2 separate regions of the Homo sapiens genome follow, and region 1 is linked to region 2. Evidence: read pairs that join two places in POLR2A ChIA-PET (ENCODE). Cell type or tissue: MCF 10A. All regions are shown on one strand. Each heading gives the region's core, and the rest is flanking DNA. Links, peaks and the distances in the headings are about the cores only. Region 1 overlaps SETD1A (SET domain containing 1A, histone lysine methyltransferase). Region 2 has its middle 18 kb from the start of STX4.

Evidence for each region. Peaks named below come from ENCODE experiments on the same cell type or tissue, not always from the same donor. Only the 100,000 strongest peaks of a DNase experiment are listed, where the experiment ranks them.
Region 1: POLR2A ChIA-PET joins it to region 2 with 5 read pairs; 8 of 35 experiments call an interaction of 5 or more read pairs at or near these places.

The regions. Positions count from the first base shown.
Region 1 is chr16:30,966,886-30,980,425 of GRCh38, forward strand. SETD1A (SET domain containing 1A, histone lysine methyltransferase) reads left to right here. Exons shown (of 19, transcript NM_014712.3): 9 at 1-175; 10 at 616-703; 11 at 2,420-2,577; 12 at 2,717-2,804; 13 at 4,493-4,834; 14 at 12,260-13,309. Among named protein-coding and RNA genes, the nearest start is that of HSD3B7, 12 kb to the right of the region's middle. In MCF 10A, for the core only: no CTCF peak of the experiment used is centred there; no DNase peak of the experiment used is centred there.
Region 2 is chr16:31,043,821-31,060,159 of GRCh38, forward strand. No RefSeq gene overlaps it. Among named protein-coding and RNA genes, the nearest start is that of STX4, 18 kb to the left of the region's middle. In MCF 10A, for the core only: no CTCF peak of the experiment used is centred there; a DNase peak (open chromatin) is centred at 8,511.

The DNA of each region.
Region 1 (13,540 bases), core at 135-4,134, 83 kb before region 2:
ATTCCAGAACGCGGCCAAGCAGCAAGCCAAGGAGGAGGATAAAGAGAAGACGAAGCTGAAGGAGCCTGGCCTGCTGTCCCTCGTGGACTGGGCCAAGAGCGGGGGCACTACGGGCATCGAGGCTTTCGCCTTTGGGTCAGGGCTGAGAGGGGCCCTGCGGCTGCCTTCATTCAAGGTACTCAGAACTGTCGTTTTGTGGGGTAGGGTGGGGAGAGGGAGAGGGGGCCCCCTTCCTTGGGGTAGGGGTGGTCAGGAACCATGAGTGTTTGAGTTTTTTCTTTTTTTTGAGATGGAGTCTTACTCTGTTGCCCAGGCTGGAGTGCAGTGGCCTGATCTCAGCTCACTGCAACCTCCGCCTCCCGGGTTCAAGCGATTCTCCTGCCTCAGCCTCCCGAGTAGCTGGGGTTACAGGCACCCGCCACCACGCCTGGCTAATTTTTGTATTTTTAGTAGAGCTGGGGTTTCACTGTGTTGGCCAGGCTGGTCTTGAACTCCTAACCTCAGGTGATCTACCTGCCTTGGCCTCCCAAAGTGCTGGGATTACAGGAGTGAGCCACCGTGCTCTGCCTGAGTGTTTGAGCTCTAAACAGGCCCCATCTTTTCCCCATCCCCCAGGTAAAGCGGAAAGAGCCATCGGAAATTTCCGAGGCCAGTGAGGAAAAGAGGCCTCGTCCCTCCACTCCTGCTGAGGAAGATGAAGACGGTGAGCAGGGTCAGGCATAAGGAGAAGGGGTGTGCTGCGTGGGTTCTGATGGGAGAGCAAGAGGTAGGGATGAAGGGGTCAGGTCGTCCTGAGGGCACAGCCAGGTGGAGGTGCAGGGTTGAAATGCAGCAGTTCTGAGAGGTATGGGATGCACCAGGTAGAGTTATCCCCGGATTGTAGTTGCAGGTCTTCCTCTGGTCTGCTGATTTACATTTTCTGTATTTTGGGTTTTTCCATCCATGAAATTCAGTGTCTGGAATCACAGAATTCCGAGTTAAACGAGGCATCTCCCCAAGTTTCCCACCTGATGCTAATGCCCTCCTACCACCTTCCTCCTAGTTTGCCTGAGTTTGAGCCCTTGCTTGATAGCTACCATGGCCTGGAAACTTGCCCATTGAGTCAGATCTGCTTCCCTGGAGACCCACTGGCCTTCATACTCTTTTCTTGGGCCAGGCATAACAAGTCAGCTCCCTCTTCCACCCGACCAGAAAATGATACAAGATCAAATGGACAGGACATATTTAAAACTGTGTGGGCTGGGCGCAGTGGCTCCTGACTGTAATCCCAGCACTTCCAGAGGCTGAGGCAGGAGGATCACCTGAGGTCAGAAGTTCAAGACCAGCCAGGCCAACATGGCACAACCCTGTCTCTACTAAAAATACAAAACAGCCAGGCATGGTGGTGTTCACCTGTAATCCCAGCTACTTGGGAGGCAGAGGCACGAGAATCACTTGAACCCAGGAGGTGGAGGTTACAGTGAGCCAAGATTATGCCACTGCACTTCAGCCTGGGTGATAGCACGAGACTGTGTCTCAAAAAAAAAAAAAATACATATATATATATATATGTACACACACATATGTATATACACACAAATATATACACACACACATATATATATACACACACATATGCGTATCTGTATATATTAAGGCCAGGCAGGGTGGAGCTCACCTGTAATCCCAGCACTTTGGGAGGCCGAGGCGGGTGGATCACAAGGTCAAGAGATCGAGACCATCCTGGCCAACATGGTGAAACCCCGTCTCTACTAACAATAGAAAAATTAGCCAGGCGTGGTGGCGGGTGCCTATAGTCCCAGCTACTTGGGAGACTGAGGCAGGAGAATTGCTTGAACCCGGGAGGCAGAGGCTGCTGTGAGCTGAGATTGTGCCACTGCACTCCAGCCTGGCGACAAAGCGAGACTCCGTCTCAAAAAAAAAAATATATATATATATGCCAGGCACGATGGCTCACGCCTATAATCCCAGCACTCCAGGAGGCTGAGGCAGGAGGATCACTTGAACCCAGGAGTTCAATACCAGCCTGAGCAACATAGGTAGACCCTGTCTCTACAAAAATTTTTAAAAATTAGCTGGGTATGATTGCATGCCCCTGTATAGTCCCAGTTACTCAGGAGACCGAGGCAGGAGGATCGCTTGAGCCCAGCAGGTTGAGGCTGCAGTGAGCTGTGGTCATGCCACTGCACCCCAGCCTGAGTGACAGAGCAAGACCCCGTCCCAAAAACAAAAACAAATACAAAACTATGAAACATGAGGTAACTGAGGTGTTTGAGTTCCTCTGGTGAGCTTCCAAATTCTCATCTGTGAAATGAAGACCATCAGGAAGATTGGTAATAGTATATGTAAAGCCCCTTGCACAGGGCAAGTATCTTGTGGTTGATGGTAAATTTCCCCAACTACCACTCTGCTGGCCTAGACCCTGAACAAGAGAAGGAGGCTGGAGAGCCAGGACGTCCGGGGACCAAGCCCCCGAAGCGGGACGAAGAGCGAGGCAAGACCCAGGGCAAGCACCGCAAGTCCTTTGCTCTGGACAGCGAAGGGGAGGAGGCATCCCAGGAGTCCTCCTCGGAGAAGGTGAGGGCCCGGGCGCCGGCTCCTGGCCGAAGCCTACTTCCCATAGCCAGCATCTTTGTGGTTGGAGCCCAGGCAGCTGTGCCTGGTGTAGGACCAGTTGTCCCCTTCCTGTTAGTCCTCATTTGTCTTTTTTCTTAAGGATGAGGAGGATGACGAGGAAGATGAGGAAGATGAAGATCGAGAGGAAGCTGTGGATACCACAAAGAAGGAGACAGAGGTGTCGGATGGTGAGCACAAGACAGTGAAATCGACTTTGGGCTCGGAGGAGGGGTTCGGCTGCCTGGCTAGCCCTTTTCTGAGCCCACATGACCTTCCTGCTGGGCTTGTGGGTCACCTTTGCCTTCTGCAAGGGCATCTGTTTGGGCCACATTCTTAGGAACCCTTGGCCCCTTGACAGCAATAAGCTCAGTGCTCAAAATGCTCCCTCCTGCTCCCTCTTCTGCTGAGACATAGCTGTCCAAAAGGACAGCCTGGCAGAACGCTTTTTTTGTTTTGTTTTTTGTTGTTGTTGTTGTTGTTGTTTTGAGAGAGTTTCGCTCTTGTCGCCCAGGCTGGAGTGCAATGGCGCAATCTCGGCTCACTGCAACCTCCGCCTCCTGAGTTCAAGAGATTCTCCTGCCTCAGCCTCCGTTGTAGCTGGGATTACAGGCACCCACCACCACCCCCAGCTAATTTTTTGTATTTTTAGTAGAGACAGGGTTTCACTATGTTGGCCAGACTGGTCTTGAACTCCTGAGCTCAGGCGATCCACCCACCTCAGCCTCTGGAAGTGCTGGGATTACAGGCGTGAGCCACCACACCCAGATTTTTTTTTTTTTTTTTTGAGACAGAGTCTCGCTTTGTCACCCAGGCTGGAGTGCAGTGATGTGATCTTGGCTCACTGCAACCTCCGCCTCCCTGGTTCCAGCGATTTTCCTGCCTCAGCCTCCCAAAGCGCTGGGATTACAGGTGTGAGCCACCACACCTGGCTAATTTTTGTATTTTTAGCAGAGATGGGGTTTTACCATGTTGGCCAGGCTGGTCCCAAACTCATGACCTCAAGTGATCCACCCACCTCGGCCTCCCAAAGTGCTAGGCTTTCACCTGTGAGCCACTGCACGCAGCCTCTTGCAGCAGTCTTGACTGATTTCCCTGTCTCTCTTTCTGTCCTTCTCCCTCTGTTCCAGTCCATTTTCCAAACTGCTTATAGAATCTCTTTCCTAAAATGCACTCCTGACCCTGTGACTTCCCTCCATAAGGTCCTTCCTGGCAACTTGTTCTCCACAGGGTGTCCCCCCAGGCCAACACCATGGGCCGTTTATCTCCTGGCCCTGCTCTGTTCAGCTCCATCTCGCCCTCCTCCAGTCCGCTCCCCAGCTGCCACCACCTTCTAGTCTAACTTATCCAATTCTGTTCCTCAAAAACTGTGAAATTCTTCAGTTTTTTCGAGTCCTTCCCGTACATGAGCAGTCTCAGAATATAGAGCCTGTCGTGTTTTTTAACCTTTTCAGCCCAGAATCCTTTTTCACCCAATCCTTCGTCCAGACTGGGTCCTGAGACCCACTTTAGGAAGGTTTGAGTGCCAGAGCAGCCTGCTTCCCAGTCTCCAAGCCTCCACTTCCTCTTGCTTCCGACATCCCTGTGCAGTCCCCATGTCTGTGTGGTGGACTCCTTGTCCTTGAGTTCAGCTTGTCCCCTGGGATGCTTTCCTTTTCGGGCCTCTTCAGACAGAGTCTGGGGCTTCCTTTGCCATCCTCCCCGCATGCTGATGTTTATCTCACAGTGAAAATGGTTTGCTTATGCAGCTCCTTGGTCTGTTGGACTTCCCCGTCCCTAGCCCAGAGCCCAGCATCCACAGCAGGGAGTGAGTGAGGAGCCCACGGCTGGCCAAGTGAGGTCTGCCCACCTCTCCTGACTGCCCCTTCTGGATTTCCAGGCGAGGACGAGGAAAGCGATTCGTCTTCCAAATGTTCTCTGTATGCTGACTCAGATGGCGAAAATGACAGCACATCAGACTCCGAGAGCAGCAGCTCTTCCAGCTCCTCATCCTCCTCCTCCTCCTCGTCCTCATCCTCCTCGTCCTCTTCATCCTCTGAGTCCTCCTCTGAAGATGAAGAGGAAGAGGAGCGGCCAGCAGCCCTTCCCTCAGCCTCCCCGCCCCCCAGAGAAGTCCCAGTGCCCACGCCAGCACCTGTGGAGGTGCCAGTGCCGGAAAGGGTTGCAGGCTCCCCAGTCACACCCCTGCCCGAACAGGAGGCGTCTCCAGCAAGGCCTGCAGGTAGGTGCCACAGGGCTGTCGGTTAGATCGCTGTGTGTGTGAGAGAGAGAGAGAAAACAGTGGTGCTTGCATTTATTGTGTACAAGTGTGTGACTTTATTAGAAAAACATACAAAGAAAATGTCACCATCTCCTGTCACTACCTTCTAGAGACATTGATTGTCTGACACACTTCAAACTGTACCGTCATGGTGGTTTACAGAACCCCAGGCTAAGCTGCATACTAAAGTAAAATGGGTTGGTCTCTTCTCAAGTAAATTAAGGAGAAAGTGCCCAGTTGAATAAGTTCTTCCTCCTAATTTTTCTTAAGCCTGTTCTTCAGTGAGTAGTGAACAAGTGCAGGTTATTAAATGGGCAAATAGGTAGAAAACAAGTATTAACATAACACAGAACTTGGTCCTAGCTGCTTTTCTTTGTTCATTTGTACGTCTAGTTGTTATACTCTAGCACATTCGCATAGCTTAGCCTGCTGAGGGAACCGCTCTTTCAAGCAGTAGATATTTTTTTGAGTGCTCATCGCAGCCAAACAGTAGGTGCAGGGGATGGGTTGCTGAGCCTCACAGGCAGTGTTCTCACTCTCATCATGCTTACAGTCTACAGGGAAAGACATCTTCATTGAGTAAGAAATACATAGGAGGCCGGGCGCGGTGGCTTACGCCTGTAATCCCAGCACTTTGGGAGGCCAAGGCGGGTGGATCATGAGGTCAGGAGATCGAGACCATCCTGGCTAACATGGTTGAAACCCCATCTCTACTAAAAAATACAAAAAATTAGCCAGGTATGGTGACAGGCACCTGTAGTGCCAGCTACTCAGGAGGCTGAGGCAGGAGAATGGCGTGAACCCAGGAGGCAGAGGCTTGCAGTGAGCCGAGATCGCACCACTACACTCCAGCCTGGGCGACAGAGCGAGACTCTGTCTCAAAAAAAAAAAAAAAGACCAGCCTGGGCAACATGATGAAACCCTGTCTCTACAAAAATTACAAAAACTAGCTAGGCGTGGTGGCGCACACCTGTGATCCCAGCTGCTCGGGAGGCTGAGGTGGGAGGATCACTTGAGCCCAGGAGGCAGAGGTTGTAGTGAGCCAAGATCACACCACTGCACTCCAGCCTGGGTGGCAGAGCGAGACCCTGTCTCAAAAAAAAAAAAAGAGAGAATACCTAGGAAAACCTGTGGTTACGAACCATGAGAAGCACCAGGAAGAGGCACAGGGCAGCCAGCCGGAGCACATCTGCAGGAGGAGGAAGGCTTCCTGCTGAGGTACTGCTGGGCTGAAGTCTGGGCAAAGCAGGCAGCACGGCTGGCTTAGCGTGTGCAAAGGCCCTCCAGCAGGGGAAGCAGCGGGTTGGAAGACTGGAAGAAAGCCGACCCTTCAGAGGGTTGAGCACAAGGGGGCACTGGGGTGGCTGAAACTGGAGAAGTGAGTGAGAGTTGGGCCCAGCAGACAAATAGGCCAGCCATGTCAGGAATTTGGCCTTTATTTTGAAGTAGAAACCCATCAGAGGAATGACATGGTCAGATGTATGTTTCGAAAAAATGCAGTGCAGAGAAAGCTTGGAAAGGGGCCACAGTGGATGTAGGGCGCTTCTTAAGTGGCTATTGTAGAATGTAAGGCGAATTATGGTGATAGCTTGGACTTAGGGTGTTGCAAGGATAGATCAAATAAGTCAGTGTTCAAGATGTGCTATGAGCTTTAGGAGGCCGAGGCGGGCAGATCACTTGAGGTCAGGAGTTCGAGACCGGCCTGATCAACATGGCGAAACCCCATCTCTACCAGAAAATACAAAAATTAGCCAGATGTGGTGTTGTGTACCTGTAGTCCCAGCTACTTGGGAGATCGAGGCACGAGAATCGCTTGAACCCGGGAGGTGGATGTTGCAGTGAGCAGAGATCATGCCACTGCATTCCAGCCTGGGCAACAGAGTGAGACTCCATCTCAAAAATCAGATGTGCTGTGAAGATGTGCATGGCCTCCCGGGGTCTCCCAGTTGCACGTTGTTGAGAATCCGTGGTCTGAGATAGGCAGTGCCCACAGGAAGACCTCCTCACCCTGGTGCACTCTACTAAGCTCCAGACCCCATGAGAGGGGAGTTGAGGCGCTCATTACACCTCAGATGACTCTCCAACCTCTTCTGGGCCCATTGGGTAGCAGAAGGGCCTGTGGGGTCACCGGCAGGTCAGAAGGCATGGATCTTAGTCCTCTTCCATTCTCATCAGAGCAGGAAGGAGAGGGGCCTGACCATATCTGCATTTCAGAAAGCCCATTCTAGCAGGAGGAGGAGAGATTTGGAAGAGAGGAGCAAGGAGGTGGGTGACATGAGGAGGTTTGAAAGGATGCAGGTGAGATTTAATGGCATGAACCAAAGCCGAGCGGTTCTAATGTGGCAGAAGAGTGGAGTGGAAATGGGGGTGAGGATTGGAGGGAAATTTAGGAGGTAGGATGATTTGGTTAAACTTCCCCAGGAAAAGAAACTTGGGAAGAAAACCAGGATTAGGAAGAAAACTGATGAGTGTAGTTGAGGTTGCATTTGAGGTGCCCCTTGGGCTTCCCAGTAGAAACAGTGGCAGTTGGATCCATGGATCTGGGGTCTGGAAAGAACGGTAGGCTGGATATGAGGTCGGTGCTTAGGTCTTGAAAGTGTAGCAGTGAATTCACCTATAGACCCAGGTAGGCGAGTGGGGGGAGAGAAAGGGCAGAGCCTTCCCATCCTGTGAGAGCAGTGGGCAAGCAGGGCCCGAGGAGGCTGAGAGCGGTGACCAGAGGCGAGAAGGGAAGCAGGTAGTGGAGAGGCTCTGCAAAGCAGGGAGTGGCCTTGTATCACCAGGCCACCAGCAAGGCTGAGATAGGAAGTATCTGTTGCATTTGACAGTTAGGAGGTCATTGGTGACCTTATCAATTTCAGTTGAGTGGTTCAGACTGAAGCCAAGTTACAGGGTGTTAAGGAATGAGGGGAGGGCAGTTTTCTGGAAGGGTGGACCACTCTTGCTGAGATAGAAAGGAGAGTTGGGGCCGGGCGCAGTGGCTCACACCTGTAATCCCAGCACTTTGGGAGGCTGAGGTGGGCAGATCACTTGACGTCAGGAGTTCGAGACCAGTCTAGCCAACATGGTGAAACCCCATCTTAACTAAAAATACAAAAATTAGGCTGGGTGCGGTGGCTCACGCCTGTAATCCCAGCACTTGGGAGGGCTGAGGCGGGCAGATCACGAGGTCAAGAGATCAAGACCATCCTGGCCAGCACCAACATGGTGAAACCCCATCTCTACTAAAAATACAAAAACTAGCTGGGCATAGTGGCACATGCCTGTAATCCCAGCTACTCGGGAGGCTGAGGCAGGAGTAATCGCTTGAACCGGGGAAGCAGAAGTAGCCATGAGCCGAGATCGTGCCACTGCACTCCAGCCTGGTGACAGAGCGAGACTGTCTCCAAAAAAAAAAAAAAATTAGCCATGCATGCTGGCAGGCGCCTGTAATCCCAGCTGCTCAGGAGCCTGAGGCAGGAGAATCACCTGAACCTGGGAGGTGGAGGTTGCGGTGAGCCGAAATTGTACCACTGCACTCCAGCCTGGGCGACAGAGCGAGACTTCGTCTCAAAAAAAAGAATTGGGGGTTGTGATATCAGCTCCCATGTGTCAAGTACCTATGTGTGCCAGGCTCTAGGCATAGCATGTTGACAATTCATTTTCTCATTGAATCCCCACAACCTCTCCCTTTTTTTTTTTTTTTTTTTTGAGATGGAGTCTCATTGTGTTACCCAGCCGGGAGTGCAGTGGTGCAATCTCGGCTCACTGCAACCTCCGCTTCCCGGGTTCATGTGATTCTCCTGCCTCAGCTTCCCAAGCAGCTGGGATTACAGGTGCACACTGCCACGCCTGGCTAATTTTCGTATTTTTAGTTGAGACAGGGTCTCACCATGTTGCCCAGGCTGGTCTCAAACCCCTGACCTCAAGTTATCAGCCCACTTTGGCCTCCCAAAGTACTGGGATTACAGGTGTGAGCCACTGCGCTTGCCCCACAACCTCCCTGTGATTCCCATTTTATAGATGAGGGCTTCAAGGCTTAGTGAGATGCAGGAACAAACTAAGGTTACCAGCCAGAGCTGGAGGGAGAGCAAGAAGAGAGGGCAGGGTTGAGGGAGGGGTTAGCTTTTCCAAGTAGATGAGGTTTGGGCATGTTCCACTGAAGGGAACGGGCCAGGTAGATGTGCCGGGAGAGAGGAATGCTTGCTGGCATGGCCTTTTTGGGGAGGTGGAGGAGTAGCTTCCAGATCTGATGCAGTTATACCCTTCGGTGGGGAGGCAGGGAGATGGGGGTGTTGTGCCTGAGTCCTCTTTTGACCCTGTTGCTGTAGGACTGTGAGAGGAAGAGTGGAGTAAGAACCTTGGAAAGTGGAGAAAAGTTGCTCCAGTCCAGGCGCGGTGGCTCACACATGTAATCCCAGCACTTTGGGAGGCCGAGGCAGGAGGATCTCTTGAGCCCAGAAGTTCGAGACCAGTCTGGCTAACAACAACAACAAAAAAAGCCAGGCATAGTGGCACATGCCTGTGGTCCCAGCTTCTGGGGAGGCTGAGTCGGGAGGATTGCTTGAGCCTAGGAGGTTGAGGAGGCTGCAGTAAACAGTGATTGTGCCGCTGCACTGTATCCTGGAGACAGAGCAAGCCTCTCGCCTGGGCCTCCCCATGCTGGAAGGCCTTGCCAGAGCTGGGGCCTGGGAGTGAGGGGAGAAGAGGCTGCTGGCTGGCTCCACAGGGTAAAGGTGTGGTGGAATGATGAGGACCTGGGGCTGTGCTGGGACAGGAGAGGGCAAAGTACGGGCCCTGGGGTCTGGGCAGGGTGGAGGAGGAAGTTGGGAAGAGGGTGATGTGCTAGAGGGAAACTGAAGGATGGGAAGTTGAAGGTGCAGTGGGGCAGACTGAATGGACAGTGGGGAATGTTGGAGAGGATGGGGAATCTCCAAGGCGGAGCCATTCTGGGATTGACAAGGCCAGGTGTGTGGCTGCTTGAGGGGAGCTGAGGGTGATTGAAGGGGATCACTGGAGATGCAAGAATCCAGGTAAACAGGCGTGATTGCCAAGTCCCCTGGGGAGGTGGCAGAGGTGGAAGAGGAGAGGAAGATGCAGGCAGCCCCTTGGTGTCTGGATAGTGAGAGGGCACGACAAGGGAGTCTGAGTTACCGAGGACAGAGGAGCCGTGGCTCAGAGCAAGGGGTGCTTAGTGAAGGCTCACTGTGTTTCTTCTCTTTTTTTTTTGAGATGGAGTCTCGCTTTGTCACCAGGCTGGAATGCAGTGGTGCCATCTCGACTTACTGCATCCTCAGCCTCCCAGGTTCAAGTGATTCTCCTGCCTCAGCCTCCCGAGTAGGTGGGACTAAGGCACGCGCCATCACGCCCGCTAATTTTTGTATTTTTAGTAGAGACGGGATTTCACCATGTTGGTCAGGATGGTCTCGATCTCTTGACCTCATGGTCCACCCGCCTCGGCCTCCCAAAGTGCTGGGATTACAGGCGTGAGCCCCCTCGCCCGGCCAGCTCACCGAGTTTCTAATAACCAGAACCAGTTTCAGTCACCACCGTCTTAGTGATTGCCGCCTGGGGATGTTAGTGATGGCCCTGGGGAGGGGCAGGTTATGCAGTAGGAACTGGCTTCTGGGGCCTCGCCCCATGGACCTGAGCGTGGCAGTAGAGCAGTTCTCAGAGGAAGGTGGTGGGAGTCATATTGACTGGGCAGGTGCCCCCAAAAGTTGTCTCCTAAATGAGAGGGATGGGCAGGTTCCCTTTGGGACAGTCGCAGAGGGAAGTGTGTGTGCAGCAGCTGTGCTGGTGGAGGAGTGTGTTCTTCGAGCGAGGCTTCCCGAGGACATGCATGCTGAAGCGTGAGGTGGTCTGTAGGGGGCGCTGCCCCAGCGTGGTGGGGAGGAAGGTGAGAGGAGGCCTGCATGCATCTGGGTCCTCACTGGCTTCCTGGAGTGGGTTGCTGCCACAGGCTGAGACCCCAGCGGGTGTCTAGAGCCTAAGGTGCAGCCAAGAGCCTGGCTCAGGGCGCCAGGGTTGGGAGTGCGGTGGACTCAGGTGAATCGCTGCCTCCTAGGGCCGGGCCTGGTGCCGGCGGCCCTGTTGGCGCTGAGCGGGGAAGCCAGTTGTGAAGCCAGTGAGTCCGTGGGCTGCAGTTCAGAGCATGAGCTCAACCCACATGGCCTGGGAGCAGAGCTTGTTCTGTCATCTGGTAACTGACCACATCTCTGTGCCTCAGTTTTCCTGTCTGTAAGATAGGACCCTCTGCTGGGTACAGTGGCTCACGCCTGTAACCCCAGCACTTTGGGAGGCCGAGGCGGGCAGATCACGAGGTCAAGAGATCGAGACCATCCTGGCCAACATGGTGAAACCCTGCTTCTACTAAAAATACAAAACTTAGCTGGGTGTGGTGGTGCATGCCTGTAGTCCCAGCTACTCGGGAGGCTGAGGCAGGAGAATCGCTTGAACCCGGGAGGCGGAGGTTGCAGTAAGCCGAGATTGCGCCACTGCACTCCCACCTGGCGACAGGGCGAGACCCCATCTCAAAAAAAAAAAAAAAAAAAGATAGGAACCTCTTTGGGCTGTTGTGAGGATTACATGAGTTACTCTACGTAAGAGGTGTGATTGGTGTTAGGCACAAAATCCATTGGGCTGGCTCTGAGAGCCTCATGCAGGCTTTCCCAGGGATGGCGGCCAAGGGAGGATGCACTCCCCGTCCTGAGGGTACGCTGGGGAGGCAGCACCCCCAGCTCGGAGCCAGTGTGTTCCCTCCCCAGCCACCCGCATCCTGGGATCTCCACTCCAGCCCTGCTTCTCTAGCAGCGCTGTCTCCTGCCCCTCCCTGCAGGGCATGTTCAAATTCTGTAGGGGATGGGGAGGAAGGCAAGTTTCATAAAATATTTTAATACAAAGATGCCACTTTTTAGGTTGTATCGTGTTCACCTTGCTAAACTGAGAATATTGTTTATGATGGAGATAATGGATATTTTAGCTGAAATGTGGCTGACTGGGTCCTTGGCATGTGACATGGCTGGGGCCTGGGCACAGGGCTGTCCCGCCAGTCTGGGTAGGAAAGTGGAGTCCAGGGCGAGTGGTGCCGCCCTTCTCAGCGTGGTTACAGCTTGTTGTGATGGTGTCTCCTGTTGGACTGTGGCTCCGGGAGGACATGGAAGGTGTGTGTGTGGACTCCGAGTGTCCCACACACGTGTCACAGCGGGAACGAATGGGTGGGAAACCCCCTCTCATCAAGGGAGTTCATCTTGCTGGGATGTGGGGCTGAGGCCAGGGCGTCTGTGTTCCCTCCGGGGTTCCTGGGCGGAAGTGGGGGAGAGCACACAGCCTGTGGTCATGGGCGGCCAGGGTGGCTGAGCCTGGGTCTCCCTGACCTCCTTTCCTTCCTATGTGCTTCCTTCCCAGGCCCCACGGAGGAGTCACCCCCCAGTGCGCCTCTGCGTCCCCCAGAACCACCTGCTGGGCCCCCGGCCCCTGCCCCACGCCCCGATGAGCGTCCCTCTTCTCCCATCCCCCTCCTGCCCCCACCCAAGAAACGCCGGAAAACTGTCTCCTTCTCTGCCATCGAGGTGGTGCCAGCCCCGGAGCCCCCTCCAGCCACACCGCCGCAGGCCAAGTTTCCCGGCCCAGCCTCCCGCAAGGCTCCCCGGGGCGTGGAGCGGACCATCCGCAACCTGCCCCTGGACCACGCATCTCTGGTCAAGAGTTGGCCCGAGGAGGTGTCCCGAGGAGGCCGGAGCCGGGCTGGAGGCCGAGGCCGCCTCACCGAGGAAGAGGAGGCTGAGCCAGGGACAGAGGTGGACCTGGCGGTCCTGGCCGACCTGGCCCTGACCCCTGCCCGGCGCGGGCTGCCTGCCCTGCCTGCTGTTGAAGACTCAGAGGCCACAGAGACATCGGACGAGGCCGAGCGCCCTAGGCCCCTGCTCAGCCACATCCTCCTGGAGCACAACTATGCCCTGGCCGTCAAGCCCACGCCCCCTGCGCCAGCCCTGCGGCCCCCGGAGCCAGTGCCCGCACCCGCCGCCCTCTTCAGTTCCCCAGCTGATGAGGTCCTGGAGGCCCCCGAGGTGGTGGTGGCTGAGGCGGAGGAGCCCAAGCCGCAGCAACTGCAGCAGCAGCGGGAGGAGGGCGAAGAGGAGGGGGAGGAAGAGGGGGAGGAAGAGGAGGAGGAGTCCTCTGACAGCAGCAGCAGCAGCGATGGGGAGGGCGCCCTCCGGAGGCGCAGCCTCCGCTCCCACGCCCGGCGCCGCCGCCCTCCGCCCCCACCCCCGCCGCCACCGCCCCGCGCCTACGAGCCACGCAGTGAGTTTGAACAGATGACCATCCTGTATGACATTTGGAACTCGGGCCTGGACTCAGAGGACATGAGTTACCTGCGGCTTACGTACGAGCGGCTGCTGCAGCAGACAAGCGGGGCTGACTGGCTCAACGACACTCACTGGGTCCATCACACAAATATCCTGAGTGTGGGCGGCCTTCCCCGGGCTTGGGTCCTCCCCCGACCCCTCCAGGCACCTGCATCTGTGCCCCACTCTGTCTGCCTCCCCTCTGGCTCCAAGCCATCTTTTCTCTCCTCCTGGTGCCTCTTTTCTGCCTTCCAAAGCATTTCTGGCAGGAACGATGGGGCTGGGGCTTCCTCCCCTGTCCCTCACCTGGGTATGCTCAGCGGCGTGGGCCCCGCCCTCT
Region 2 (16,339 bases), core at 6,362-10,361:
AACATGGTGAAACCCCGTCTCTACTAAATACAAAAAGTTAGCTGGATATGGTGGTGCAGGCCTGTAATCCTACTTGGGAGGCTGAGGCAGAAGAATCACTTGAACCCGGGAGGTGGAGGTTGCAGTGAGCCGAGATTGTCCCATTGCACTCCAACTTGGGCAACAAGAGCAAAACTCCCTCTCAAAAAAAAAAAAAAAAAAAAAAAAGCCAGGTACATGTCAGTGGTACGTGCCTGTGGTCCCAGCTACTTGGGAGGCTGAGGTGGGAGGATTGCTTGGGCCTGGGGTTGAGACCACAGTGAGCCAATATTGCACCACTGCACTCCAGCCTGGACAACAGAATAATACCCTGTCTCAAAAAAAAAAAAAAAAAAAAAGAAAAAAAAGAAAAGAAAAAGACTTTGCCCTTGAGTCAAGACTTTACCCTTTTACCCTTGGCTAAGATGGATGTAGGAAGTGACATGGTACAAAATGCTGCAGCAGAGCGTGTGTATGTGCTGGAAGAGGAGTTGACTAGGGCAGTGATTGACATCTCTGTTCCAGATATTTGCTTACCTTCCCTGCTGGGCCCCTCCCTATAGGAGCATTATATGCTCATTCCCTACTTACAATAGGTTTGGCTATAGGACTTGCTTTGGCCAGTGGAATATGGGTAGGAAGGCAAAATATCGGCCGGGCGCAATGGCTCACACCTGTAATCCCAGCACTTTGGGAGGATGAGGCGGGTGGATCAGCTGAGGTCAAGAGTTCGAGACCAGTCTGGCCAACGTGGTGAAACCCTGTCTCTACTAAAAGTACAAAATTAGCCAGGCATGGTGGCACGGGCCTGTAATCCCAGCTGCTAGGAAGGCTGAGGCAGGAGAATCACTTGAACCCGGGAAGGAGGAGGTTGCAATGAGCCCAGATCATGCCATTGCACTCCAGCCTGGACAAAAAGTGAAACTCCGTCTCAAAAAAAAAAAAAAAAGGTAAAGTATCACTTCTGCATAGAAGCTTTAGGGCACCATTGAGTACTCTAGCAGCTTCCAGTCTCTTCTCCCTCTGCTCAGGCTCATAAACCTGGCAGTTTCCAGATCTAGACTTCTCTTTCAGCCTGCAACCCAGAATGACAATGACATGAAGCTGGGCTACAGCCTACCTATAAAATGATGCAGAATTTAAGAAATAAATCTCTCTTGCTGTGAGCCATTGATATATGGAGGTTGTTTGTTAGCACATCCAAATGTTTAAACAAACTGTTACAGAATTAATACCCAGAAGTGGTGTGCTGCAACAATAAAAATTGAGCCTCAGCCGGGCACGGTGGCTCACACCTGTAATCCCAGCATTTTGGGAGGCCAAGGTAAGTGGGTCACCTAAGGTTAGGAGTTTGAAACCAGCCTGGCCAACATGACAAAACCCTGTCTCTACTAAAAATACAAAAAAAATTAGCCAGGCATGGTGGTAGGTGCCTGTAATCCCAGCTAGAGGCTGAGGCAGGAGAATCGCTTGGACCCAGGAGGCAGAGGTTGGCAGTGCGTCAAGATTGCGCCACTGCACTCCAGCCTGGGCGATGGAGTGAGACTCCATCTCAAAAAATTAAAAAATAAAAATAAAAATATTATTAAAAATTAGCCAGGTGTGATGGCATGTGCCTGTAGTCCCAGCTACTTGGGAGGCTGAGATGGGAGGATCACTTGAGCCCAGGAAGCAGAGGTTGCAGTGAGCCAAGATTGCACCACTGCACTCCAGCCTGGGTCCAAAAAAAAAAAAATCCCCAGCCAGGCATGGTGGCTCATGCCTGTAATCCCAGCACTTTGGGAGGCTGAGGTGGGTGCTGAGGTCAGGAGTTTGATACTAGCCTGGCAAACATGGTGAAACCCTGTCTCCACTAAAAATACAAAAATTATCCAGGCATGGTGGTGGGCACCTGTAATCCCAGCTACTCAGGAGGCTGAGGCTGGAGAATCGCTTGAACCTTGGATGCGGAGGTTGCAGTGAGCCAAGATCAAGCCACTGCACTCCAGCCTGGGCGACAGAGCAAGACTATCTCAAAAAAAAAAAAAAAAGCCTAAACTATGTAAACTATATGACATTGACGTTGAGCTGGACAGTGGCTGGTAAGGGAACTGTCATTGGAAGTTGGAAAGATGGTGACGTGTGTTATGCAATGGTGAATCGTTTGGTTAAACTGTAAGCTTATGACCAAATGAGCTTTAGGCTTTAGGTAAAGAACTGGGGAAAGGGAGTATTGGTAGCATGCTGTCACTACTATTGCATGCATTTGAGGAGTTACTAGAAGAAAGAGATGACTCAGAAATTAAATGGTCAGTTTATAAGCAGAAATGGAAGAGAATATAGAAATTCGAGGCAAGTGATCCACATTTTCAGTAAAAGATACAACTGAGAAAGTCCTTGAGCCACAAGGTTTTCGTTTTTGTTTTTGAGACAGTCTTGCTCTTGTTTCCAAGGCCACCTTCTGGGTTCAAGCCTTTCTCCTGACTCAGCCTCCCAAGTAGCTGGGATTACAGGCGTGCACCACCACGCTCAGCTAATTTTTGTATTTTCAGTAGAGACAGGTTTCACCATGTTGGCCAAGCTGGTCTTGAACTTCTGACCTCAAATGATCCTCCCACCTCGGCCTCCCAAAGTGCTGGGATTACAGGTGTGAGCCACTGCGACCGGCTGAGCTACAAGTTTTGATTAAAAGTCATCTTTGTGGCAAGGGCCATATCAAGTATATGGCTATTATGCCCTTTGTAAAAATCTCCAAACTGATCAAAGTGGTTCCTAATAAATCCTCTCAGCTAGTCAAGATGATTCAAAGGAAAGAGGTTAAGAGTGTAACTCACCTTGGCTGGGCGTGGTGGCTCACGCCTGTAATTCCAGCACTTTGGGAGGCTGAGGTGGGCGGATCACCTGAGGTCAGGAGTTTGAGACTAGCCTAACCAACATGGAGAAACCCCGTCTCTACTAAAAATACAAAATTAGCCAGGCATGGTGGTGCATGCCTGTAATCCCAACTACTTGGGAGGCTGAGGCAGGAGAATTGCTTGAACCTGGGAGGCGGAGGTTGCAGTGAGCCAAGATCACCCATGGCACTCCAGCCTGGGCAACAAGAGTGAAACTCCATCTCAAAAAAAAAAAAAAATGTAGCTTACCTGAGGGAGTCAGTAGGCTCAACTACAGTTAAGTCTAACGTCATGGTTATGTCTGAAAAGAATTATGGGTATGCTGTTGACCCATGGATCTGAATGGAGTAAAATACGTAAGTTCAGTTTTGGAGGGAATTGCCCTGCTTCCCCTGCCTAACACCCCCTCACCCTGACAAAAAGCCACCAGGTTAAATCTTGACCATGAGTGTTCAATACTTAGTATGATTTTTAGGTCCCCAAGTTTCTTTCTTTTTTTTTATTTCGGAGACCGGGTCTCACTCTGTCACCCAGCCTGGAGTGCAGTGATGCAACCACAGCTCTCTATAACCTCGAACTTCTGGGCTCACACGATCCTCCTGCCTCAGCCTCCCAAGTAGCTGGGACTACAGGCCCATGCCACCCCAGCAGGCTAATTTTTGTTTTTCAAATTTTTTTGAAACAAAATCTCACTCTGCCACCCAGGCTGAAGTGCAGTGGCACGATCTTGGCTCACTGCAACCTCCGCTTCCTGGGCTTGAGTGATCCACTTACCTCAGCCTCCCAAGTAGCTGGGACTACAGGTGTGCGCTACCATGCCCGGCTAATTTTTGTATTTTTTTGGTAGAGACAGGGTCTTGCTATATTGCCCAGGCTGGTCTCGAACTCCTGAACTCAAGCGATTCACCTGTCTTGGCCTCCCAAAGTGCTGGCATTATAGGCGTGCAGTGTACCACCATGCCCAGCCTATTTTTGTTTTGTTTTGCTTTGTTTTGTTTTGAGATGAAGTCTTGCTCTGTCACTCCAGCTGGAGTGCAGTGGCACAATCAAGCCTCACTGCAGCCTCTACCTCTAGGGCTCCAGTGATCCCCCCACCTCAGCCTTCTGAGTAGCTGGGACTACAGGCATGCGCCACCACACCTGGCTAATTTTTCTATTTTTTTCTGGAGAGGATTTCAGCCTGTTGCCCAAGCTGGTCTTGAACTTCTGGTCTTAAGGAGTTCTCCCTCGTTGGCTTCCCAAAGTGATGGGATTACAGGTGTGAGCCACCATGCCCAGCCTAATTTTTGTATTTCAGGTTTTTTTTTGTTTTGTTTTGTTTTGTTTTTAGTAGAGATGGGGGTCTCTGTATGTTGCCCAGGCTGGCCTCAAGCAATCCTTGCCTCAAGTGATCCTCCTGCCTTAGCCTCTCAAAATACTGTGATTGCAGATGTGAACCACCATGCCCGGCCTGGGTCTCCAAATTTCTTTTTTTTTTTTAGAGACGGAGTCTCGTTCTGTCACCCAGGCTGGAGTGCAGTGGTGTGATCTCGGCTCACTGCAAGCTCTGCCTCCCAGGTTCACGCCGTTCTCCCGCCTCAGCCTCCCGAGTAGCTGGGACTACAGGCGCCCGCCACCATGCCCGGCTAATTTTTTTTTGTATTTTTAGTAGAGACAGGGTTTCACTGTGTTCGCCAGGATGGTTTCGATCTCCTGACCTCGTGATCTGCCCGCCTCGGCCTCCCAAAGTGTTGGGGTTATAGGCGTGAGCCACCGCACCTGGCCATGGGTCTCCAAATTTCTATGGGCATGAAGGAGACTGAGAAAGCTACTCTACTTCAGAAAGACATAACCACCAGTGTCCTCTCAATTGTGGCCAAGGAGAATAAGTGGAAAAGGGTGGTTTACTCTAAGGGCAGAGCCAAGAACATGGTGAAGAATGAACTAGGGAACTCTTCCCACTCCCAGGGAAAAGTGGGGGTTCTTCTCAACATCTGCCCAGCAGCACTTTAGACTTAGTGGGGCCCAGAGCCTGCTGTGTGTCTCCTGTCCTTCCTTCCTTTTTTTTTTTTTTTTTTTTTTTTGAGACAGAGTTTCACTTTTGTCACCCATGTTGTAGTGCAATGGCACTATCTCGGCTCACTGCAACCTCTGCCTCCTGGGTTCAAGCGATTCTCTTGCCTCAGCCTCCCGAGTAGCTGGGACTACAGGTGCATGCCACCACGCCTGGCTAATTTTTGGTTTTGGGGTTTTTTGTTTTTGTTTTTGAGACGGAGTCTTGCACTGTCGCCCAGGCTGGAGTGGAATGGCACGATCTCGGCTCACTGCAACCTCTGCCTCCTGGGTTCAAGCGATTCTCCTGTCTCAGCCTCCTGAGTAGCTGGGACTACAGGGGCCCGCCACCACGCCCGGCTAACTTTTTGTATTTTTAGTAGAGACCGGGTTTCACTATGTTGGCCTGGCTGGTCTTGAACTCCTGACCTTGTGATCTGCCCCCCTCGGCCTCCCAAAGTGCTGGAATTACAGACGTGAGCCACTGCGCCTGGCTAATTTTTGTATTTTTAGTAGAGACAGGTTTTCACCGTGTTGGCCAGGGTGGTCTCAAACTCCTGACCTCAGGTGATCCACCGGCCTCGGCCTCCCAAAGTGCTGGGATTACAGGCATGAGCCACCGCACCGGGCCCTGTCCTTCCTTCTGAACGGGAGTGTGCTCTGCTGTTCTCCTGTCCTTGTTCTGCTTTATATGTTGGATGTGTTCGTGTGTGTGTGTGTGTAGAAATGGGGCACAGGTAACTTGTCTCTGTCTCTCTCTTATTTTGTAGCTCATAGGTCTCTGAATCAAGAGAAGCCACATCTGGACCTGATATAGAAGAGACTATTAGAGATCCTGGGCTTGAGGCTGATTCCATGTCAGATGGGTCACTTAGGTGGTCTCCCTTGGGAAGGGGATGCATTTATTTTGCATATGGAAGAAAATGCAAAGGCAGTATTTGTAAGGAAGAGGGCAGACGGGGGAAGATTTTATAATTGTTCAAAAACATTCACTGGGATGTGTGTGGTGGCTCACGCCTATAATCCCAGTGCTTTGGGAGGGTGAAGCAGGAGGATCACTTGAGGCCAGGAGTTTGAGACCAGCATGGGCAACATAGTGAGACCCTATCTCTACAAAAAATAAAACAATAAAAAAAAATTAGCTGGGCGTGGTGGTGCTTGCCTGTAGTCCTAGCTACTTAGGAGGCTGAGGTGGGAGGATCACTTAAGCTCAGGAGGTAGAGGCTGCAGTGAGTTATGATTGCACCATGCACCTATGCACTCCAGCCTGGGCAACACAACAAAACACTGACTCTAAAAAAACAACCAACAAAAAAAAATCACATGTATTCACTGGCCCTCTCTTTGGGGACCTGCTACATAGAATGGTTTTTTGTCCCCAGTTCACTGACATCAGGTATGGCTATGTGGCTTGCTTTAGACCATGGACTTTGAGTGGAAATGACATGTGCCACTTCCACGAGGAAGCTTTAAAAGCCGTCATGGGGTCTGCCACCTTTCCTCTCTTCGGTGTCTGGAGACGGAAAGTTCCAGCTTGAGACTTTTCCTTCAGACAGGGCTCTAGAATGAAGATAGCATAGAACAGAGTGGTCCCATGGAGGACATGGATATGAGTGAGAAATCAACATGGTGTTGTGAGCCCCTAAGATTTGGGGGCTGCTATTACTGCAGCGTAACTGGATCCCAGCTGATAGATGCAGCCTCCCTGTGGGATACCCTGCTCAGGTATCCTTTCCCATCACCATGACAACTGACACACCATAATGAGCTATGCTGATGTTAGGAAGTCTCCGCCTTTGCTCCTCTTCAGAGCTGTTCACCCTCAGGTCCTAACCAGTGAGCCTATTTCTTTTTTTCTTTCTTTTTTTTTTTTTTTTTGAGATGGAGTCTTGCTCTGTCACCAGGCTGGAGTGCAGTGGTGCGATCTCGGATCAATGCAACCTCTGCCTTCTGGATTTAAGCAAATATTGTGCTTCAGCCTCCTGAGTAGGTCTGGAACTCCTGACCTCAGGCCATCCGCCAGCTTTGGCCTTCTAAAGTGCTGGGATTACAGGCATGAACCACCGTGCCCAGCCAAGCCGAGTCTTCTTGATTCTTGCTGGCATTTGGCAACTAGTAGCAGCTGCTCACAGGAACTGTAAAAACATCTGGTGGGGCCCAGACCTTCTAGCATCAACATGGTGCCTAGTAAATATCAATCTCACATGCATCCTGAGATGCATTAAAAAGAAGCTGTCCAGGCCGGGCACGGGGGCTCACGCCTGTAATCCCAGCACTTTGGGAGGCAGAGGCGGGTGGATTGCTTGAGCCCAGGAGTTTGAGACCAGTCTAGGAAACATGGCAAAATCCTAGCTCTATTTTTAAAAAGGGGGGGAAAAAGAAATAAAAAAGCTGGGCATGGTGGTTCACACCTGTAATCCCAACACTTTGGGTGGCTGAGGCAGGTGGATCACTTGAGAGACCAGCCTGGTCAACACCATGAAACCCCATCTCTACTAAAAATACAAAAATTAGCTACACCTCATGGTGCACACCTGTAGTCCCACCTACTCGGGAGGCTGAGGCAGGAGAATCGCTTGAACCTGGGAGGTGGAGGTTGCAGTGAGCCCAGATCACGCCACTGCACTCTAACCTGGGCTAGAGAGTGAGACTCTGAAAAAAAAAAAAAAAAAAAAAAGAGAAAAGAACATAATGTTTGGCCAGGCATGGTGCCTTACACCTGTAATCCCAGCAGTTTGGGAAGCCGAGGGGGCGGATCACCTGAGGTTAGTTCAAGACCAACCTAATCAACATGGTGAAACCCATATCTACTAAAAAAAAAAAAAAAATTAGCCAGGCGTGGTGGTGGATGCCTGAAATCCCAGCTACTTGGGAGGCTGAGGCAGAAGAATTGTTTGAACCCTGGAGGCAGAGGTTGCAGTGAACCGAGATTGTGTCACTGCACTCCAGCCTGGGCGACAAGAGTAAAACTCCGTCTCAAAAACAAAACAAAACAAAAAAGAATCATAATGGTTAGTAAGTGAAAATTCTGAATTAGTTTGTGTATGTGTATTGTTGCATATAATAGAGACCCAAATTAACTGTGGCTTAAATAAGATAGAAGTTTATTTCTCTCTTCTATAAAAGTCCAAGTTAGTATGATGGATCTTTCCATGAAATCATTAGGAGCCAGATTTTTTGTATCATTCATTCATTCATTGATTCATTACTACCATTAATAGAGACAATTTTCTGCACCATTCAGGCTGGAGTGCAGTGGTGCAATCATAATTCACTGTAACCTCAAAATCCTGGGCTCCAGCGATTCTCCTGCCTTAGCCCCAACAAAGTAGCAGGGACTACAAGCACATGCCACCACGCCTGGCTAATTTTTCTTTTTCTTTTTTGTAGAGGTGGGGTGTTACTATGTTGCCCAGGCTGGTCTCAAACTCCTGGCCTCAAGTGATCCTCCTGCTTCACCCTCCCAAAGCTCTGGGATGACAGGCATGAGCCACTCTGCCCCTCCAGGTCTTTTTTATCTTGTTGCTGTTCCATCCCTAGGGCGTTGCCCTCACCCACATGATCCAATATGATTCACCACCACTTCCACAGTCTGGCCCTTCTGAGGGGTGATGGTTTGCCCTTTGCCCTAAAGAGCATGATTCAGAAGTACAGATCATTTTTGCTCTAATCCCCATAGCCAGGATGTAGTCATATGGCTACATCCCGATGAAAGTGTTGCTGAGAAATAGAATCTCTACCCTGAGCAGCTTTTTGCCCAGATAAAAGTTCAGTTACTCTGGGAGAAGGGTAGAATGGATACTGGGGGACCATAAGCTGTTGCCACCACACACATTGAATGTTAACCCATCCCAACTGTATCAATTTTTCCTTCCTTTCCTTCCTTCCTCCCTCCCTCCCTCCCTCCCTCCCTCCTTCCTTCCTTCCTTCCTTCATTCCTTCCTTCCTTTGTTCCTTTCTTTCGACAGTCTCCCTCTATCCCCTAGGCTGGAGTGCAGTGTTGCCATCTCGGCTCACTGCAACCTCTGCCTCCCAGGTTCAAGCAATTCTCCTGCCTCAGCCTCCTGAGTAGCTGGGATTACAGGCGTGCTCCACCATGCCCAGCTAATTTTTGTATTTTTAGTAGAGACAGGATTTCCCCATGTTGGCCAGGCTGGTCTTGAACTCCTGCCCTCAGGTGATCCACCCACCTCAGCCTCCAAAAGTGCTGGGATTATAGGCGTGAGCCACTGCCTTGGCCTCAAACGGTATCAATTTTCTGTTACTGATTTAACCAATTATCATACACTCAGTGGTTTAAAACCACACACATTTACTTTCTTACAGTTCTGGAAGTCAGAAGTTCAAAATCAGTTTCATTGAGCCAATGTCTGGTGTCAGCAGGGCTGGTTTTTGTTGGTGGCTCTGGTGGACAATGTTTCCTTGCCTTCTTCAGCTCTTTTTTTTTTTTTTTTTTTTGAGACAGGGTCTCGCTCTGTTACCCAGGCTGGGGTGCAGTGGTGCAATCATAGCTCACTGCAGCCTCCATCTCCCAGGCTCAGGCGATCCTCCCGTGTTAGCCTTCTCAGTAGCTGGGACCACAGGCTCACGCCACCACGCCCTGCTAATTTTGTTTATTTTTTGTAGAGATGAGGTCTCACTCCATTGCCCAGACTGGTCTCAAAGTCCTGGATTCAGGAGATCCTCCTGCCTCAGCCTCCCAAAGGTCTGGGATTACAGGTGTGAGCCGTTGCACCCCACCCTCTTTCAGTTTAGAAAGGCTACCTGTATTCCTTGGCTGGTGGGTCCATCCTCCATTGGAAAGCACATGAATCCATCTCTGCCTTCATCATCACTCCACTTTCTCCTCTGAGACTTATTCCTCCTGTGTGCCTCTTAGGAGGATGTTCATGATTACATACCGCCCTCTTGGATAATCCTGAATAATCTCTCCATCTCAGGATCCTTCACATTTTCAAAATCCCTTTCACCATATAACGTGACATTCACAGATTCCAGGAATAGGACGTAGACATATTTAGGGGGGTTCTCTATTCAGCCTACTGTACCATGCCATTCCACACTTAACTCCTTCACTCATTTATTCATAAAATATGTATTGAGCAAGACCTGTGTGCCAGGCATTGTGTTAGGTGCTAGAGAAATAGAGGTGAAAATACAGACAAGGCCTCTGCTTTCATGGAGTTTATATTCTAGTGAAGAGGACAAGTAAATAGCTAAGCTATTCTTTTTTTTTTTTTTTTTTTTTTTGAGACGGAGTCTCCCTCTGTCGCCCAGGCTGGAGTGCAGTGGCGCAATCTCGGTTCACTGCAAGCCCCACCTCCTGGGTTCACGCCATTCTCCTGCCTCAGCCTCCTGAGTAGCTGGGACTACAGGCGCCCGCCACCACGCCCAGCTAATTTTTTGTATTTTTAGTAGAGACGGGGTTTCACCGTGTTAGCCAGGATGGTCTCGATCTCCTGACCTCATGATCCACCCGCCTCGGCCTCCCAAAGTGCTGGGATTATAGGCGTGAGCCACCATGCCCGGCCAAGAGCTAAGCTATTCTAAGCTATAACGTGTATTATCAAAACAATTAAGGCCAGGCACAGTTGCTCACACCTGTAATCACAACACTTTGGGAGGCTGAGGCGGGTGGATCATTTGAGGTCAGGAGTTTGAGACCAGCCTGGCCAACATGGTAAAACCCTGTCTCTACTAAAAATACAAAAAAATTATCCAGGTGTGGTGGTGCATGCCTGCAGTCCCGGCTACTCGGGAGGCTGAGGCACAAGAATAAGAATTGCTTGAGTGGGGAGGTGGAGGTTGCAGTGAGCCAAGATCATGCCACTGCACTACAGGCTAGGAGACAGAGTGAGACCCTGTCTTAAAAAAAAAGCAATTAGGCCAAGTGCAGTGGCTCATGCCTGTAATCCCAGCACTTTGGGAGGCCAAGGAGGGCAGATCACGAGGTCAAGAAATCGAGACCAGCCTGGCCAACATGGTGAAACCCTGTCTCTACTAAAAATACGAAAATTAGCTGGGTGTGGTGGCGCGTGCCTGTAGTCCCAGCTACTCGGGAGGCTGAGGCAGGAGAATGCCTTGAACCCGGGAGGTGGAGGTTGCAGTGAGCCGAGATCACGCCACTGCACTCCAGCCTGACGACAGAGTGGGAATCCATCTAAAAAAAGAAAGAAAGAAATTGGCTGGAGAATCGCTTGGACCCAGGGGTGGAGGTTGCCATGAGCTGAGATTGTGCCACTGCACTCCAGCCTAGGCAACAAGAGCAAAACTCCGTCTCAAAAAAAAAAAAAAAAATCCCAGCACTTTGGGAGGCCAAGGAGGGCAGATCACGAGGTCAAGAAATCGAGACCAGCCTGGCCAACATGGTGAAACCCTGTCTCTACTAAAAATACAAAAAATTAGCTGGGTGTGGTGGCGGGTGCCTGTAGTCCCAGCTACTTGGGAGGCTGAGGCAGGAGAATGGCATGAACCTGGGAGGCGGAGCTTGCAGTGAGCCGAGATCACACCACTGCACTCCAGCCTGGGCAACAGAGCAAGACTCTGTCTCAAAAAAAAAAAAAAAAAGAAAAGAAAAGAAATTAAACAGTGTGATGTGACAAAAAGTGATAGGGGGTTGGAGACAGCTTTTCTGTTGGATGGTTAGGAATGGCTTCTTAGAAAAGATGACTGACACATGGGAGGCTGATGTGGCAGATCACGAGGTCAGGAGATCAAGACCATCCTGGCTAACACGGTGAAACCCCGTCTCTACTAAAAAATAGAAAAAATTAGCCGGGTGTGGTGGCGGGCGCCTGCAGTCCCAGCTACTAAGGAGGCTGAGGCAGGAGAATGGCGTGAACCCGGGAGGCAGAGCTTGCAGTGAGCTGAGATCACGCCACTGCACTCCAGCCTGGACGACAGAGCGAGACTCCATCTCAAAAAAAAAAAAAGAAAGAAAAGATGGCTGACACAGAGGGCAGAGCTGAGAGCCAAGAGGGCAGAAAAGAGCCATAGAAAACCATTTCCAGGCCTGGAAGCCTAAAGGAATTTCCCAGCTGGATTTGCAGTTGCTTTGGATTGGTGACTCCTTTTTACCTTTCATTGTTAGGGGACCTGCAGGTTCCTTTGCCTGCTGTGCAGCTACAGCTCCATTACACCAAGACAATAGGGATGCAGCAGAGAGAGTTACTGGTGCAGGGCACCTAGTGCAGAGATGGGAAGAGGCCCTCAAATCTATCTCCCCGAGCAATTCTGGGAGAGGGTTTCTAAGGGGACTGTGGAGGGTAGGGGATTGTGGAGGGTAAGGTTTTGGGCAACTGGGTCATTGATTGATTGGGGGAAGGATGTAGAAGCTGCGTTTTTGGGGGAATTAGCTCCTTGTGGGGTCCTTCAGGTCAGCTGAGTCAGTAGTTCCATGAGGACCTGAAGGAATCTCTTTTCTTTTCTTCTTCTTCTTCTTTTTTTTTTTTTTTTTTGAGATGGAGTCTCTCTCTGTCGCCAGGCTAGAGGTGCAGGGGGTCGCAGGCTAGAGGTGCAGTGGCATGATCTTGGCTCACTGCAACCTCCACCTCCCGGGTTCAAGCAATTCTCCTGCCTCAGCCTCCCAAGTAGCTGGGACTAGAGGTGCGTGCCACCACACCCAGCTAATTTTTGTATTTTTAGTAGAGACAGGGTTTCACCATGTTGGCCAGGGTGGTCTCGATCTCTTGACTTCGTGATCGGCCCCCGCCCCACCCTCGGCCTCCCAAAGTGCTGGGATCACAGGAGTGAGCCACGGTGCCCAGCCTTAATTTTTGTATTTTCAGTGGAGACGGGGTTTCACCATGTTGATCAGGCTGGAGTGCAATGGTGCAATCTTGGCTCACTGCAACATTCGCCTCCTGGATTTGAATGATTCTCCTGCCTCAGCCTCCCAAGTAACTGGGATTACAGGAATGCGTCACCACGCCCGGCTAATTTTGTATTTTTTTAGTAGAGACGGGGTTTCACCATGTTGGTCAGGCTGTCTTGAACTTCTGACCTCAAGTGATCCACCTGCTTTGGCCTCCCAGAGTCTGAAGGAATATCTCAAAGGGAACACTTAATGTTGTGTAATGTCCAGGTTGTGATCCATAGAGCAGTTAAAGGTAAAGGTAACTATAATTTTTTTTTTTTTTTTTTAGACAGAGTCTCCCTCTCTGTCACCCAGGCTGGAGTGCAGTTTCACGATCTCGGCGCACTGCAACCTCCGCCTCCCTGGTTCAACCAATTCTCCTGCCTCAGCCTCTCAAGTGTGTGCTGCCATGCCAGGCTAATTTTTTTTTTTAGACGGAGTCTTGCTCTGTCACCCAGGCTGGAGTGCAGTGGCACAATCTCGGCTCACTGCAACCTCCGGCTCCTGGGCTCAAACAATGTGTTTTTTCCCCTAGTACTTTGGTGTTTGATTATCTTTTTTTTTTTTTTTTTTTTTTTTTTGAGATAGAGTCTCGCTCTGTCACCCAGGCTGGAGTGCAGTGGTGCAATCTTAGCTCACTGCAAGCTCTGCCTCCTGGGTTCATCCCATTCTCCTGCCTCAGCCTCCCAAGTAGCTGGGACTACAGGCACCCACCACCACGCCCGGCTAATTTTTTGTATTTTTAGTAGAGACGGGGTTTCACCATGTTAGCCAGGATGGTCTCGATCTCCTGACCTCATGATCTGCCCGCCTCAGCCTCCCAAAGTGCTGGGATTACAGGCGTGAGCCACTGCACCCAGCCTGGTGTTTGATTATCTATTATGTCAAACAGGCTGGGTTTAGTGGCTCACGCCTGTAATCCCAGCACTTTGGGAGACTGAGGTGGGAGGATCACTTGAGCCCAGGAGCTGAAGACCAGCGTAGCAATGTAGCAACTCCCTGCCTCTACAAAAAGTTAAAAAATTTAGCTGGGTGCACCAGTAGACCAGCTCCTCAGGAGGCTGAGGAGGGAGGATCACTCGAGCCCAGGAGTTCAAGGCTGCAGTGAGCTGTGATCATGCCACTGTACTCCAGCCCAGGCAATGGAGCGAGACCCTGTCTCAAAATAAATAAAACATGAAGAATGTCGAACACATTATCTGGTTTTTGTTTTTGTTTTCTTTTTTTGAGATGTTGTCTCGCTCTGTCACCCTGGCTGGAGTGTAGTGGTGCGATCTCGGCTCACTGCAACCTCTGCCTCCCGGGTTCAAGCGATTCTCCCGCCTCAGCCTCCCGAGTAGCTGGGACTACAGGTACGTGCCACCATGCCTGGCTAATTTTTGTTATTTTTTTTTTTTCAGTAGGGACAGGGTTTCGCCATGTTGGCCAGGCTGTTCTGAAACTCCTGACCTCAGATGATCCACCCACCTCGGCCTCCCAAAGTGCTGGGATTACAGGTGTGAGCCATCGTGCCCGGCCTGTTTTAAAAAACCATATTGGCCCAACTCGGTGGCTCATGCCTGTAATCCCAGCACTTTGGGAAGCCAAAGCAGGAGGATTGGTTGAGCTTAGGAGTTTGAGACCATTCTGGGCAACATGGTGAAACCCTGTCTCTGCACAAAAATAGAAAAATTTGCCACCTGTGCTGGTGTGTGCCTGTAGTCCCAGCTACTCTCAAGGCTGAGGGAGGAGGATTGCTTGTAGAGCCTGGGAAGTCGGAGCTGCAGTGAGCCATGATCACACCACCACACTCTAGCCTGACAGAATGAGACCTTATCCCAAAAGAAAAAATAAATGATATTGTATTATATGTGAACTTTGAATTATATTGTGTTGTATCTGAAGTTTGAATTTTCACGTTATGTTTAAAAATCTTGGCTGGGCGTGGTGGGTCACGCCTGTAATCCCAGCACTTTCGGAGGCCAAGGCGGGTGGATCACCTGAGGTCAGGAGTTCGAGACAAGCCTGGCCAACATGGTGAAACCCCGTCTCTACTAAAAATACAAAACTTAGCCGGGCATAGTGACATGCACCTGTAGTTCCAGCTACTCGGGAGGCTGAGGCAGGAGAATCGCTTGAACCCAGGAGGCAGAGGTTGCAGTGAGCTGAGATCGTGGCATTGTACTCCAGTCTGGGCAACAAGAGTGAAACTCCATCTAAAAAATAAAAAAGAAAAAGAAAAAATAATACAAGAAATTAGCCGGGCGTGGTGACAGGCACTTGTAGTCCCTCCCAGCTACTCAGGAGGCTGACGCAAGAGAATTGCTTGAACTTGGGAGGTGGAGGTTGCAGTGAGCTGAGATCGTGCCATTGCACTCTAGCCTGGGAAACAAGAGCAAAACTCAGTCTCAAAAATAAATAGCTTGAACCCGGGAGGCAGAGGTTGCAGTGAGCTGAGATTGCACCACTTCATTCCAGCCTGGGTGATAGAGCAAGACTCTATCTCTAAATAAATAAATAAATAATCCTTTAGGATGGCAATGAATTTAAGGACTAAACTAGGGAGAATCGACTTTTTTTTTTAAAATGGAGTCTTGGTCTGTCGCCCAGACTAGGGTGCAGTGGGCGCCATCTCGGCTCACTGCAACCTCCACCTTCCAGGTTCAAGGGATTCTTGTCCCTCAGCCTCCCAAGTAGCTGGGATTACAGGCACCCGCCACCATGCCTGGCTAATTTTTGTATTTTTAGTAGAGATGGGGTTTCACCATGTTGGCTATGGTTGGCCAGGCTGGTCTTGAACTCCTGACCTGAGGTGATCTGCCTGCCTCGGCCTCCCAAAGTGCTGGGATTACAGGCATGAGCCACTGTACCCAGCCCATTCGACATTATTTATTTATTTATTTATTTATTTATTTTTTGAGGTGGAGTCTCACTCTGTCGCCCAGGCTGGAGTGCAGTGGCACAATCTCGGCTCACTGAAACCTCCGCCTCCCGGGTTCAAGCCGATTCTCCTGCCTCAGTCTCCCGAGTAGCTGAGATTAGAGGCAACCACCACTATACCCGACTAATTTTTGTATTTTTCAGTAGAGATAGGGCTTCACCATGTTGGCCAGGCTGGTCTCGAACTCCTGACGTCAGTTGATCCTCCCACCTCAGCCTCCCAAAATGCTGGAATTAAAGCTGTAAGCCAGCGGGCCTGGTGGACATCTTTTAATAATCAGTCTTTCCATTCAGGTATATGGTATATGTCTCCATTTACTTAGGTCTTATTTCATATCCTTCAGGTTGGAGCTATCATTTCTTTTCATACAGGTTTTGCACATTTCTTGTGAGGTTTATTCCTTCATGGTCCATGGATTTTGTTGTGAATTGGGAATCCTTTTTCCACCAAGTATATTTTCTAATTTGTTACTTTAGTATACAGGAAAGATAACTAATTTTTATCTGCAGTTTATTATCTATGAAAGGATAAAAGTAGAACTACTCAGTAAAAGGTTTCCATAATCAAATAAGTATGGGCTAAACAAAGCTAAACAGATGTGTTCACTGCTGGACTTATCAATGCTTGTGATAATTTTTTTTT